Regions from separate parts of the Homo sapiens genome. Here region 1 is linked to region 2. Evidence: chromatin loops called from intact Hi-C (ENCODE). Cell type or tissue: breast epithelium. All regions are shown on one strand. Each heading gives the region's core, and the rest is flanking DNA. Links, peaks and the distances in the headings are about the cores only.

Region 1 (6,849 bases), core at 1,850-6,849, 430 kb before region 2:
AATTAACTTGACAAAATAGACTTTAAAGCAGAAAGCATTATTGAAGATAGAGAGTCTCTACTACATAATACTTTTTTAAACATTAAATTTACCAGTATGTTATAATTCTGTATTTGTGCACATCTAATATAACTTGGAAATTTATAAAGCAAAAATTAATAAACTGCAAAATTTGACATATTCATCATCATATAGTAAGAGCTTTCAACATACCTGTCTCCTTTATTGACAAATTAAGCAGACAAAAATTTAAAAAGAAATAGATTTTGGCTGGGTGTGGTGGCTCATGCCTGTAATCCTAGCAGTTTAGGAGGCTGAGGAAGAGTTTGAGACTAGCCAGAGCAACATGGTGAAACCTTGCATCTATAAAAAAATACAAAAATTAGCCAGGCATGGTGGCATGTGCCTGTAGTCCCAGCTACTCAGGAGGCTGAGGTGGAAAGATCCCCTGAGCCAGGGAGGTTGGGCCTGCGGTGAGCCATGATCGTGCCACTCCAGCCTGGGCAAAAAAGAAAGGCTCTGTCTCAAAAAAAAAAGAAAGAAAAAGAAATAGATTTCAATGACAAAATCAGTGAGCTTAAATTATAGACAAACATAGAACCCTGAACCAAACCATTAGAGAATAAATATTTTTCTGAAATACACATGAGAATTTTACAAAAATGAACCAAAAAACTATGTCCTAAAGCCAGTTTTAACATATTTCAGGGAATCAGTACAGAGGGGCCATGCTCTCAGATCACACTGTAATCAAGTTAGACATTAAACATAAAAATAAATAAGTTAAAAATCTAGGCCGGGCGCGGTGACTCATGCCTGTAATCCCAGCACTTTGGGAGGCTAAGGCGGACGGATTGCCTGAGCTCAGGAATTCCAGACCACCCTGGGCAACATGGTGAAACCCCGTCTCTACTAAAATACAAAAAATTAGCCGGGTGTGGTGGTGGGCGCCTGTAGTCCCAGCTACTTGGGAGGCTGAGGCAGGAGAATGGCGTGAGCCCCAGAGGCAGAGGTTTCAGGGAGATTTCGCCACTGCACCCTAGCTTGGGCTACAGAGTGAGACTCTGTCTCAAAAAAAAAAAAAAAAAAAAAAGTCTATGCAATTGGAAATTCAGGAACATACTCCCAAATAATTCATGAGATGCAGCAAACCCATATGGAAATTTCTAAAATACTTAGAACTGAAGAAGAATAAAAACGTTGTAATCAAAGCAAAAACTTGAAAAGAAATACATATCCTTAAAATATTTTCAATATATAGGAAGAAAGGAAAAAATAAAAGAACTTTTAAAAGTTTTGTACTAATTTGATAGAACACCAACAGGTTTGTTCATGACCCCGGGCTCCTTCCCCTGCCCTAGGCTTCCAGGAAGAACACTCCATCACCCAAGGAGACCCAGATCTAGCAACTGATGATGCACTACTATATCATTATGTGGCACCGAAACACTGCCTGGCCCCAAAGTCACACTCCAAAGGTTTCTTGGCTTGCACTCACTCCGGGAAAGAAGAAAAAAAAAAAAAGGAAAATTAGGAAGATTTGAAAAAAAAAAAAAAAACCACAACAATATGAATGGATAGAGAACTGGGAAATGATTTTTCTTTGATCCTTAACTGAACCATCATCAATCTCTACCACAGTAAACCACGCATAACCACCCAGTTTCTAATTACGGAGCTGGTAAAAATGTGATGAATTGTATGCCACATCAGCCATAACTAGACTCCTAACATTGCCTTGATGGCTTCGTCAGTTTAAGGTCCAGATTTGCTAAGCAGTGTGGCTTTAGAAAAATCACTTAAATTATGTCAGTTTCCTCATTTAAATGCCTCAAAAGTAAAATTACATTTCTCAAATATTTTATAGTGAGGAAGAGATGATAAAAATAATATAGCACAGGGTCTTTTGGCTACTGCTGGTAGTTATTATTTCATATGTAGTATCTGCCTAAGAGAGGAACCTTACAAAGGAAGTTTTTAGAAAGCACTTGACCTCGGCCTGGATTGAAGGTTTTTAGCATATCAGAAGGAGACATAGAATAAGACACTGGTCCGTCTTAAAGGGAAGAAAGAAGAATCATCGAGGCAAATGTCAACAGTGCCCAGAGAGCACTGTCCAGGATTTATCCTGTCTGGTAGTAATAGCTACACCACTCTGTCACGGACTGGACGAAGCAGGCCAGCAAACCACAGGCCTCCCCATCTGGGTGGCATTTTTCATAGGCAATCAGAAGGTGCCACCCTCTCGTCAACATTTGCCACAGTGTGGGAAAATCTAACAATAACAATCAGGACTTTCTATTGAGGCACCATGTCCAAGAAGACCCAGCTAAAATGTAAATGCTATTTGTGAAATATGTACAAGGTAAATAGTTTCGTTGCTGCTAATCTGAAAGAATGGGAAATACCATCATTGAGTTTTAAGGTGAGAGGTGGGAAGAATATCATATGGTGTAATGAGTTTGGGCGTCGGACCTGGGTTCAAATTTCTACTTCTCATTCTAGTTGTGTGACCATGGGCAAGTTACTTATGCATTTTGAGACTATTCTCTTACGTAAAAATTAGGAATAGGCTGGGCATGGTGGCTCATGCCTGTAATCCCAGCACTTTGGGAGGCAGAGGTGGGTGGATCGCTTGAGGCCAGGAGTTCGAGACCAGCCTGGCCAACATGGTGAAACCCCATCTCTACAAAAAATACAAAAATTAGCTGGGCATGGTGGCATGCGCCTGTATTTCCAGCTACTCGGGAGGTTGAGATGGGAGAATCGCTTGAACCCAGGAGGCAGAGGTTGCAATGAGCCAAGATTGCACCACTGCATTCCAGCCTGAGTGACAGAGTGAGAGCCTGTCTCAAAAAAAATAAAAATTAGGAATAAAACAGATTTACCTCTCAGCCAGGTGGAGTAGCCCACACACCCATAGACCCAACAACTATAGGAGACAGAGGCGGCAGGATTGTTCGAGCCCAAGAGTTTGAGCTCAGCCTGGACAACATAGCAAGACCCCATCTCTAAACAAAAAATCTACCTCTCAAGGTGAGGTAAGGTTTAATGAGTACTTGCACAGTGTAGAACCCACTATGCATTACATGAATGTCAGTAATTATTAACAAAAAGAAAAATAATCGATCTGGAGCAGGACAGGCTTGAATGAGGAGCCTCTGCAGGAGACATGGCATCCACTGAAAGCATCATAAGACTTGGGATATCTACTGAGGAGCAGACGAGAAGGCAGAGAATATGAAGAAAGAGTGGGACACAAAGGACTTATTTCTCCTCCTTGCCAGTACAGTCTCAGACCAGCGGGGAGAGAATGTTCTCCATTCAGAGTGAAGGCAGTTCAGGCCCAAGAGGATCTAGCCATGCAGCGTTGCTGGTTAAACCCCTGTTCAATGAGCCCAGGCCTGCCTTGAGTCTTGACTGCCAGTGAAAAGCAAATTGCTTCCTATTATATCCCTCATATTTCCCAGACAGCACCTACCTACTGAACACTGCACATAAATTCCAGATGAAAGCAGGGCATCGGTTTCCCAGCCATGTAACTTTCCCAAACACTGCACACACAGATTTATAGTCATGTTGGGCAGCCATGCAAAAGGTTGCATTATGTTCAGTAGTATTGCTTCTCATTTCAGGAGGATTTTGGTGGAGGAACTTTGAAGTGGGAGCTTGAATCATGCATCTGTAAATTCCTCATTTTCCACAGTTATTAAAACACCCGCCAGTGCCAGGGTATCCCATTGTTCATTCACTCCTTTGGCACGCCAGCATGGGGGTAGATGCCAGCCACACAACAGCCACAGAGACACAGACAAATAGTAGGTGAGGCGGGCCGGCGTCGTGGAGACGAGCGATTGCCTGCCAAAGGGACGCATGCTTGTGACCGGCCGCACCGTCGCTGCTTAGAAGTCTTTTAACTCCTTGTATGTGTTGAAAACTCCTTCAGAGCTATGCAACAAAATAAAAACAAAAATAAAACCATGGAAAGGAGCCAAGTTTATCAAGGGATGGCTTTCTGAATCCCATAAAGTTTCCATTTTAAATAATAATAAAAGCACTCATACATCCTAAGATCAGCAAACATTTTCTTATTGTTTCTCATCCACTCTCTTGGACCTGGCCACAGCCCATGGGTCAGGAAGATGGTTTCCGGTAGGGTCTCCTCAGGTGGTGGTGGGAAGACATATATATATAGTTTAGGAGATCAAGCCTGGCCACAGAAATATAAGTTAGAACCAGAACAACATGTTTGCTTTAATTGCGTCTTTTCTTTGCAGTATAAAGCACCTTATATAAAGTACTTTGTTCCCATGTACCCCAGATATCCACTAATAATTATCATTGTAATGCTTTAATGGTCATTTTCCTACCCAGAGAATTCAAAACTTTTCACCTAAATTATGTCCTTTTTCTTCAAAATATCCTCATAAAATAGCTAGAGGAAAGTTCTTACTATCTCATTCTAACATACAAATAAAATGAAGCCCAAACCTAGACATTTATAGAGAGCATAGCCAGAAACTAATAAAACTAATTTTTAGTTGTAGCTTGTGGAATCACTTTTATTATGCCCATACCTGCTAACTCACCCATAATCATCTTCTTTCAGTAACCTAACCAAGACAAACTGACTGCCCTGGCTTGAACCACAGAGGTGACTATGTGGAGGCAGCATTCCTTCCAGGAAGGGTCGGCAGACATGTTATCTGTCACCAAAATGTAGTTCTTAACGGAAAGATGGAGTAGTCTTTTAAAAAGCCAATCAAAACACGCCTGAATTGTCTAATACAGAGTTACCCAACATCATCATTATTGACATTCTGGATGATTTTTTAGGGTGGGGATCATCCGGTGTACTTTAGGATGTTTAGCAGAATCCTTGGCTTCTACCCACTAGATAGATGCCAGTAGCACCCTTTCAGTAGGACAATAAAAAAATGTCTCCAGACATAGCCAAACATTCCCTGGAAAGGGAGGAGGAGGTGGGCAAAACCATCTCCTGTTGAGAACTACTGGCCTAATCAATCCAAACAAGTAACAATTAAACACTACCCTCAGCCTGGTACTGTGACAGCCAGAGGCTAGAGGCTAATAAATAATATTGTTCTTGTCTTCATGAGACTGGAAGTGAAGGTGGAGTTTACATTCACAGAAAGGATGTGGGAGGTTAGGAGTGAAGAATCCAAATATGCCTAGGAATTTCCGAGACGGGAAAATCACAATGGATCAGAGCAGACTTCATGGAGGAGATGGGCTTTGAATTAGACCTTGAAAAACAGGTAGACTTTGAAAACATTCAAATATGGGAAAATTTCTGAAGGGAAAACATGATGAACAAGGATCTGAATGGCAAAAGAAGAACAGATAGTCTAAGCCGATGCTGGAGAGTTGTCTCCTTCTGATGGATCAATGTCAACAGTTTGTTAGTTGCACTGTTAGAAGATACAGAGGACAGGTTTTGGCCAGGCATGGTAGCTCACACTCGTAATCTCAGGCACTTTGGGAGGCCAAGGCAGGTGGATCACCTGAAGTTAGGAGTTCAAGACCAGCCTGGCCAACATTGCAAAACCCTGTCTCTACTAAGAATAAAAAAATTAGCCAGGCATGGTGGTGGGCACCTGTAATCCCAGCTACTTGGGAGGCTGAGGCAAGAGAATCGCTTGAACCTAGAAGGTGGAGGTTGCAGTGAGCTGAGATTGTGCCACTGCACTCCAGCCTCAGCAACAAGAGTGAAACTACATCTAAAAATAAATAAATAAATAAAATAAAATAGAAAATATATAGCCGGGCGCAGTGGCTCACGCTAGTAATCCTAGCACTTTGGGAGGCCAAGGCAGGTGGATTGCCTGAGCTCAGGAGTTCAAAACCAGCCTGGGCAATGAGGCAAAACCCTGTCTCTACTGAAAAAAATACAAAAAATTAGCCAGGTGTGGTGGCGGGTGCCTGCAATCTCAGCTACTCGGGAGGCTGAGGCACGAGAATTGCTTGAACCCAGGAGTCAGAGGTTGCAGTGAGCTGAGATCGCACCATTGCACTCCAGCCTGGGCAACAGAACGAGACTGTCTCTCAAAAAAAGAAGAAGATACAGAGGACAGGTTTTCATATTACTTGACGCAATGAAGCTAGAAGTAATAGTAAGTATGGTGGGTGGCAAAAATCAATCTCAAAAAAAATCTTAAGCACCTGGAGCAACGTTTTGAATTGAATAAAATGTTATTTCACTGAAACAAATGTTAAGGTCTGTGTTTGCATCCAAAACACCCACCTGAAGAAATGTAGTACGGCGGTAACAAGGCATAGCAAAAGCAAATGTGAAAAAAAATTTAGGGATTTCATCAATGGTATGTTTAATGGAAGTATATAAGTATAAAATATATAGTTTTATATATAGTCCCTGACACCCTAAAATATATAAAAAATATATAGTTTTATATATAGTCCCTGACACCCTAAAATACTGAGAATTCTACATTCCATTAATAGAAATACAATATCTGGGCTGACACAGTGGCTCACACCTGTAATCCCAGCACTTTGGGAGGCTGAAGCAGGAGGATCGCTTGGGCTCAGAAATTTGAGACCAAGCTGGGCAACACAGCAAGACTCCATCTCTACAAAAAAAAAAATTTAATTTGCCAGATGTGGTGGTGTGCACCTGTAGTCCTACAGGTGGGAAGGCTAAGGCAGGAGGATGCTTGAACCAGGGAGTTTAAGGCTACAGTGAGCTATGATTGCACCACTGCACTTCTGCCTAGATGACAGAGTGAGACTCTGTCAACTCTGTCAAAGAAAGAAAGAAAGAAAGGGAGAAAGGGAGAAAGAGAGAGAGAGGGAGGGAGGGAGGGAGGG
Region 2 (7,290 bases), core at 1,382-6,381:
CTCACTGCAACCTCTGGCTCCCAGGTTCAAGCAATTCTCTCATCTCAGCCTCCCGAGTAGCTGGGACTACAGGCCTGCACCACCACACCCAGCTAATTTTTGTATTTTTTGGTAGAGATAGGGTTTCACCATGTTGGCCAGGCTGGAGTTTTTGTATTTTTGGTAGAGACAGGGTTTCACCAGGTTGGCCAGGGTGGTCTCGAACTCCTGAGCTCAAGCAATCCTCCTGCCTTGGCCTCCCAAAGTGCTGGGATTACAGCCGTGAGCCACTGTGCCTGGACAGTTGACTACTGTTTTTTTAAACTGTGATCTGTGGTGCTAATGCCATGACAAAATTAAATGCAAACATGGGCAATGACATCATAGTGATAGTACTCTATTATAAATTATTCATTCAGATGAACCATCATATGCATCTGTTAATTTCTGAGGTCATTAAAAAAATTAAATCATAAAGTTAAAAATTATCAAAAAGAACTCTTAGATACTCCAAAACATATCTGTGGAATCTGGCTTAGAAACACTATGCAGATCAAGAGAACGAAGTTATCATGGTATCTCTGGATTTAAACCAAAGTATTTGGTAAGGTCCCTCCTGAGTTTTCCCGTGCCATCATGTAGTGATACATCCTTTTGGCCACTGGGTTCAAAATTTCATCTCAAAACCCAATAAGCCCCTCAAAACTTGCCCCTAAAATTTACAAGTTCCTAGATTTACTAAAGATTATACACACAGTAGCAAAGGGAAAAAAAAGTCTTATGACTCTTTAAAAGATTATGTCTCTTCATACAGCATGTATAAAACAATCAGCTAAATGAAACTTCTTCCCAATTATGTCGTACTTAAAATTGCATTCATTTTAGCTTTCCCATGAATTTTTTTTCCCTCATGCACTTTTATCGTAAGCCATTTGTATTATTTGTAAAAACTTAACAGGTTTGTGAAGGAGCAATTTTTTAGAGGTTTTAGAGGTATAGGCAAGAGAGGGATTTTAGTAAGTCCAAGTTGTAACGTAATAGTGTATGACTTCAATTATATTCTTGAATATGTTAAATATATTAAAACATATTAACTTTATATTGGCGGCAAGAAATGGCATTAATATATACATTTCTCTCTCTTTTTTTTTTTTTTGAGACGGAGTTTTGTTCTGTCACCCAGGCTAGAGAGCAACGGCGCGATCTCCGCTCACTGCAACCTCCACCTCCTGGGTTCAAGTGATTCTCCTGCCTCAGCCTCCCAAGTAGCTGGGATTACAGGTGCCTACCACCACACCCAGCTGATTTTTGTATTTTTAGTAGAGATGGGGTTTCCCGATGTTCAGGTCTTGAACTCCTGACCTCAGGTGATCCATCCACATTGGGCTCCCAGAGTGCTGGTATTATAGCAGTGAGTCATGGTGCCCAGCCAATATATAAATTTCAAATCAGGAAATGTAATTAAAAATTCAAAGTTATTTTTAAATCTCAATTAATAAGTTAACAAAAATAGCTTAAAAAATGATTTGTGGTCAGTGTCCATGAACCCGCCACATTAGAATCTTGGGTTGTTTATTAAAAATTGAGGTTCTGGCTGGGTGCGGTGGCTCACGCCTATAATCCCAGCACTTTGGGAAGCCAAGGTGGGCAGATCACGAGGTCAGGAGATCAAGACCATCCTGGCTAACACAGTGAAACCCTGTCTCTACTAAAAAGATATACAAAAAATTAGCCGGGAGTGGCAGCGTGCACCTGTAGTCCCAGCTACTCGGGAGGCTGAGGCAGGAGAATGGTGTGAACCTGGGGGGCGGAGCTTGCAGTAAGCCTATATTGTGCCAAGGCACTCCAGCCTGGGCAACAGAACGAGACTCCGTCTCAAAAAAAAAAAAAAAAATTGAGGTTCTTAGTTCCACCTCAGACCAAAATAGAACCCATGCAGGTGGCTATGAATCTAAATTTTAAGCAATGCTTATACATTTTAAATTTAATATAAAGAGGCAAATCTATCACTGTTTACTAATTTGTTAAGCATTCTAGGATAATTATAACTGATGGGTATCATCATAAATATGTACCTTACAAAGAAACTTTAAGCTCATCACTTGGATAAGATAAAAAGAAATCTCAGAAAACAGTTAACACTCCCTAAAATATAAAAACTTTAATAAACAAATATGTTTCATCAATGAAATAACTCATTTTCATACAAATAAAATTAACTGAATTACTTACATATGAATACTTAAGATGAACCTCAAGATAATCTTGCAGAATTTTTTAAAGAATGTAACTATGTTTCTAAACAAGGAAGTACTCTTGACAAAATTCTTCTTGCTTCCTAGTTACCAAAGTTCTCATAAGAGAAAAATATTTCACCATTTCCTCATGAAATTTAATAGTTTTATTAAGTGCAGATTCACTAATGCCTTACACTGTATCTCTAACATCACATCCTTTTGATATGAAAAAGCATGCTGAACTAACTCTATAATAGCAAAACAGCAACATATAGCTGAGTTGCATGTGATCAACCAAAATTTTGACCTGCTAATAGAGAAAATTCATAAATAGGAAATAAAGTTATCTATAAGCACTTTTATAAACATAAAGTACCATACACAAGATCATATACATAATGTAACTCAAAATAAGCCAGAATTAGACTACATTACTGACACTTTTAAATAAACTCCGGACTTGAAGTAAAAGATGAGCCCTATTTTCCAGTGTTATAATAGTATCTAGATGTTATTTGCAAATAACTAAAGATCTGGAAAAAATTACAAAAGGAAATCCCAGAAATCCACTAAAACTGCCACTTCAGAAAGAGTAATTTCCTTTTAAAGGTCAAGAATCACATTCTGGCCAAGCGCAGTGGCTCATGCCTGTAATTCCAGCACTTAGAGAGGCCAGGGCAGGCAGATCGCTTGAGGTCAGGAGTTCGAGACCAGCCTGATCAACATGGTGAAACCCCTCTCTACTAAAAATACAAAAATTAGCCAGGCATGGTGGCGCATGCCTGTACTCCCGGCTACTCGGGAGGCTGAGGCAGGAGAATTGCTTGAACCCAGGAGGCAGAGGTTGCAGTGAGCCAAAATCATGCCATTGCACTCCAGCCTGGGCAAGAGCAAAACTCCATCTCCAAAAAAAAAAAAAAAAAAACCAAAAAAAAACCTTCTATTAAATTTCTTAAACAGTTTTAATCTCATACAAACAAAAGCAGAGTCAAATTAACTGTGTAATTGTGTGGCTTTAATGATTTCATGTGGCTTTAACAGAATTTAAAACCCTGAATGTTTTTGGTTTTAACAGAATTAAAAATTCTCAATATTTCTGGTAGGCATAATTATGAAATTAGTGCAATAACTGAGACATCTCTGAATACATATTATGGAACACAAATTTTTGTTTTGATACTCCATTCTCCAAGTTCTAAATATATTAAATTTTACTAGAAAAAGATACTATGTGATTGATTGCAGGCATTTTATATGAAATAATGAATATAAATGAAAATAAGGTAACTAAATGTAAAGCTTTGGGTCTCTAGCTCAAAAATAATCACATTTTCCAAATAGCCCCCAACAGGTTTAATTAAAAAAAAAAAAAAAAAAAAAAAGGGACATATACTGCCCCCAAGTGGTGAAAAAAATTAAGACCATTTTGGATAAGAAAGATCCATAAAGTAAAACGGAAAGACTGAGAGTAATTTTATTTTCTCCAGATTCATGAACTCTCTGTAGAGAATAAACTTTTTAAGTAAAATGGAAAATTTGTTTTCTTAATTGCTGGTCTCAAAACTCAGAGATATGCCTAACAAATACCTTAGTTTCTCTTAGTAAACCACTATGGAGTTGTCATTATTGCTATCATTTTCAGCATTTAGGTGAGTTTCCTGGTATTTTTTGTTTTTGTTTAGTAGCCCTTAGCCTGAGGCCAGTCCCATTCTGTGCCAGGTTGGATGGATCAAGGTGCATGAGAAAATCTTTGGTATTTATGGGAACTGCAGCTGCTCTAAATGAGGAGGAAATTTCAGAGATAGCCAGAGAGGGGAAACTGAATTCTCTGGGTAATTTCTGCTTAAGTATCTGGCTACCCTCTAAACAACATATGTGTAGGACAGACTCTGAGCAGCCCCAATAATACCAAAAAAAATTGAACTGAAATTTGAACACCTGCCCAATAGACAGAGTATGCTGTTTGAGTACAACCAAGTAATTTCCTGCTAAAACAAGAACATCACCACCGTTTAGAGGTACATAAAATGCAGAGTCTCAACAACATAATACTCACAATGTTCTCATCTACACTTACTCGATGGTCTAAACAATTTTAAGTTACTTGACATCTGAAGAAAGAGGAACATGTGACCCATTTCTAAAAGAAAAGACAATCAACAGAGATCAACTCCAAGGTGACCCAGTGTTTGGAATTAGCAGACAAGAATTTTAAAGCTCCTATTTTAACAATTCTCAGTGGTGTAAAGGAAAATATGTTCATAATAAGTAAACAAATAGAGAAATAAAAGCTATAATAAATAACCAAACTGAAATTCTAGAAGTAAAAAATTCCACACTTAAGTACTTACTCAAGAGAAAAAACATGTCCACACAAAAAACCATACTCAAATGTTCTCAGAGCTTTGTTTGTAAAGTCTCTGAATCGGAAATAACTCAAATGCCCATTAAATGGTAAATAACTAGAGCCATTCAATGTAATACCACTCAGTAATGAAAAGGAAGAAATTACTGACAAATGGAAAAAAAAGTTCAGCATTTTCCCATAAAATTAAATGTGACTGGCAGATGGATAGATGGAGAGGTATTTGATAAGACAAATACAATAAAAATGTTAATGGCAGAAATTTACTGATAAATATACTGGTGTCATTGTGAAATTCAAGTTACGTTTGAAAATTTCTATAATAAAATGGCAAAAAATTACACTCTGGGGCAGGTGATCAATTTTGAACATGCTAATTTTGGGAATATAAGCTGATTGATAGTTATTAAAAAGAAAACACATTCATTTATAATCAGTCCACTTACCTTTTGAGACCTTCCTCCAATCTGCCCTACTAGTTTGGTGTTCCACTGCTCAGAAAAACTTTACTGTCTACAAACTTGAGATTATACTTTGTGCTTCCTCATCAATAAATGTATTAAATTTTTTTTTTTGAGACAAACTCTTGCTCTGTTGCCCAGGTTGGAGTGCAGTGGCACAATCTTGGCTCACTACAACCTCCACCTCTCAGGTTCAAGCGATTCTCCTGCCTCAGCCTCCTGAGTAGCTGGGACTACATGTGTTTGCCACCACACCTGACTAATTTATGTATTTTTAATAGAGACGGAGTTTTGCCATATTAACCAGGCTGGTCTCAAACTCTTGACATCAGGTGATCTGCCCACCTCGACCTCTCAAAGTGCTGAGATTACAGGCGAGAGCCACTGTGCCCAGCCCAATAAATGTATTAAAATGTTAAATAATGAATAAGATTGGATTTAACAGTTGTATCTGAAGAATACTTCTATTTTTGTTTTTCATTTAGTTCTTTTTATTCCTTTTTTTTTTTTGGCTCTTATCCTTCACCTACTAAAGAGAAAACAATTTCCTGAGAATTCATGATAACACTTCTTACAAAGTCTGCCCATTTCTCCCAAGAGGTAGAAGCAATTCAGGTATCTATTTATAGATGAATGGATAAAGCAAATGTGGTATATACACACAATGGAATATTATGTAACCTTAAAATAGAAAAAAAAAAAAGCGTAAATTAGTTCAACCTGACTGTGAAAGACAATTGTGGAAGACAGTGTGGTGATTCCTCAAGGATCTAGAACTAGAAATACCATCTGACCCAGCAATTCCATTACTGGGTATATACCCAAAGGATTATAAATCATGCTACTATAAAAACATGCACACATGTTTATTGTGGCACTGTTCACAATAGCAAAGACTTGGAACCAACCCAAATGCCCATCAATGATAGACTAGATACTGTGGCACATATACACCATGGAATACTATGCAGCCATAAAAAAGGAAGAGTTAATGTCCTTTGCAGGGACATGGATGAAACTGGAAACCATCATTCTCCGCAAACCATCACAAGGACAGAAAACCAAACACCACATGTTTTCACTCATAAGTGGGAGGTGAACAATGAGAACACTTGGACCAGGGAGAGGAACATCACACACTGGGGCCTATCAGGGGGTGGGGGACTAGGGGAGGGATAGCATTAGGTGAAATACCTAATGTAGATACGGGTTGATGGGTGCAGCAAACCACCATGGCAGGAGTATACCTACGTAACACTACCTGCACGTTGTGCCTATGTACCCCAGAACTTAAAGTACAATAAAAAAAAAAAAGAAAATTCTGTCACATGCTACAACATGGATAAACCCTGAGGGCATTATGCTAATTGAAACCAATCACAAAGGGGCAAATACTGTAGGACTCTACTCATATGACGAATCTAAACTAATCAAAATCATAGAAACAAAGTTAAAAAATGGTTACCAATGACTGGGGGAGGGGAGAGGGAGAATCAGTGTCTAGTGGGTAGTTTTCAGTGTTGCAACATACAAAAGTACTAGAGATCTGTTGCACAATGTGAGTATTCTTTACTGAATTGTATACATGAAAATAAAGTCTTAAATTTAATGTTATGTTATTCACTGTAATTTTTTAAAAGCCTGCCAATTTTTAAAAGCTAGAATTTAAAACCTGTCAATGGCTTTTTGAAAGTCTATATAATTTGTTCTCTATTTTCTCTTTATATATATGTGAAATATAATTTGTCCATTTGTACCACTCTGTTGACCTTCCCCCATAAGGGGAAGTATTTAACTTGCCTAAGTATTCACTGATCCTAATCTTCATGCATTACACAAGCTCAGTAAGCATAAAAGAGTGCTTTATCAGTTTTAAGTGTGGAGGTCTTTAGTTTCTAGACTCAGGCAGGCAATTTACCAGCTTTCAAGCAATTACACCTACTTCAAGTGCTCTGTTTGATAGCAATATTATACATGTGCTGCAGTTTCAGGTTCATCCTTTAAGTCCCTTAAAATTCTTGGGTGAATACCATCTAGTCATGTTTTTTTCCCCAAAGCTTATATTGTATCCAACTTTAAAATTACATAAAGTCATTAATAAGACTAATGTTGTTTATCTTAAAATATCCAACCTTAAATAAGTATGAGTTGAAGAATAAAATATTTGTTGAATCACTTTATGAAGATCTTTTGAATAATGTCATATGAAAAATTTGGATCATGTCTTATTAAAAGTTAGTAACTTCAG

The links. Peaks named below come from ENCODE experiments on the same cell type or tissue, not always from the same donor. Only the 100,000 strongest peaks of a DNase experiment are listed, where the experiment ranks them.
Region 1: it touches region 2 in a loop (7-fold over the local background); 1 of 110 quality-filtered maps calls a loop at or near these places.

Annotation. Positions count from the first base shown.
Region 1 is chr13:73,232,480-73,239,328 of GRCh38, reverse strand. No RefSeq gene overlaps it. Among named protein-coding and RNA genes, the nearest start is that of KLF5, 180 kb to the right of the region's middle. In breast epithelium, for the core only: no CTCF peak of the experiment used is centred there; a DNase peak (open chromatin) is centred at 3,788; H3K27ac peaks cover 285 bases.
Region 2 is chr13:72,805,441-72,812,730 of GRCh38, reverse strand. The region is part of intron 5 of PIBF1 (progesterone immunomodulatory binding factor 1); the gene reads right to left. Among named protein-coding and RNA genes, the nearest start is that of PIBF1, 27 kb to the right of the region's middle. In breast epithelium, for the core only: a CTCF peak has its summit at 3,564; no DNase peak of the experiment used is centred there.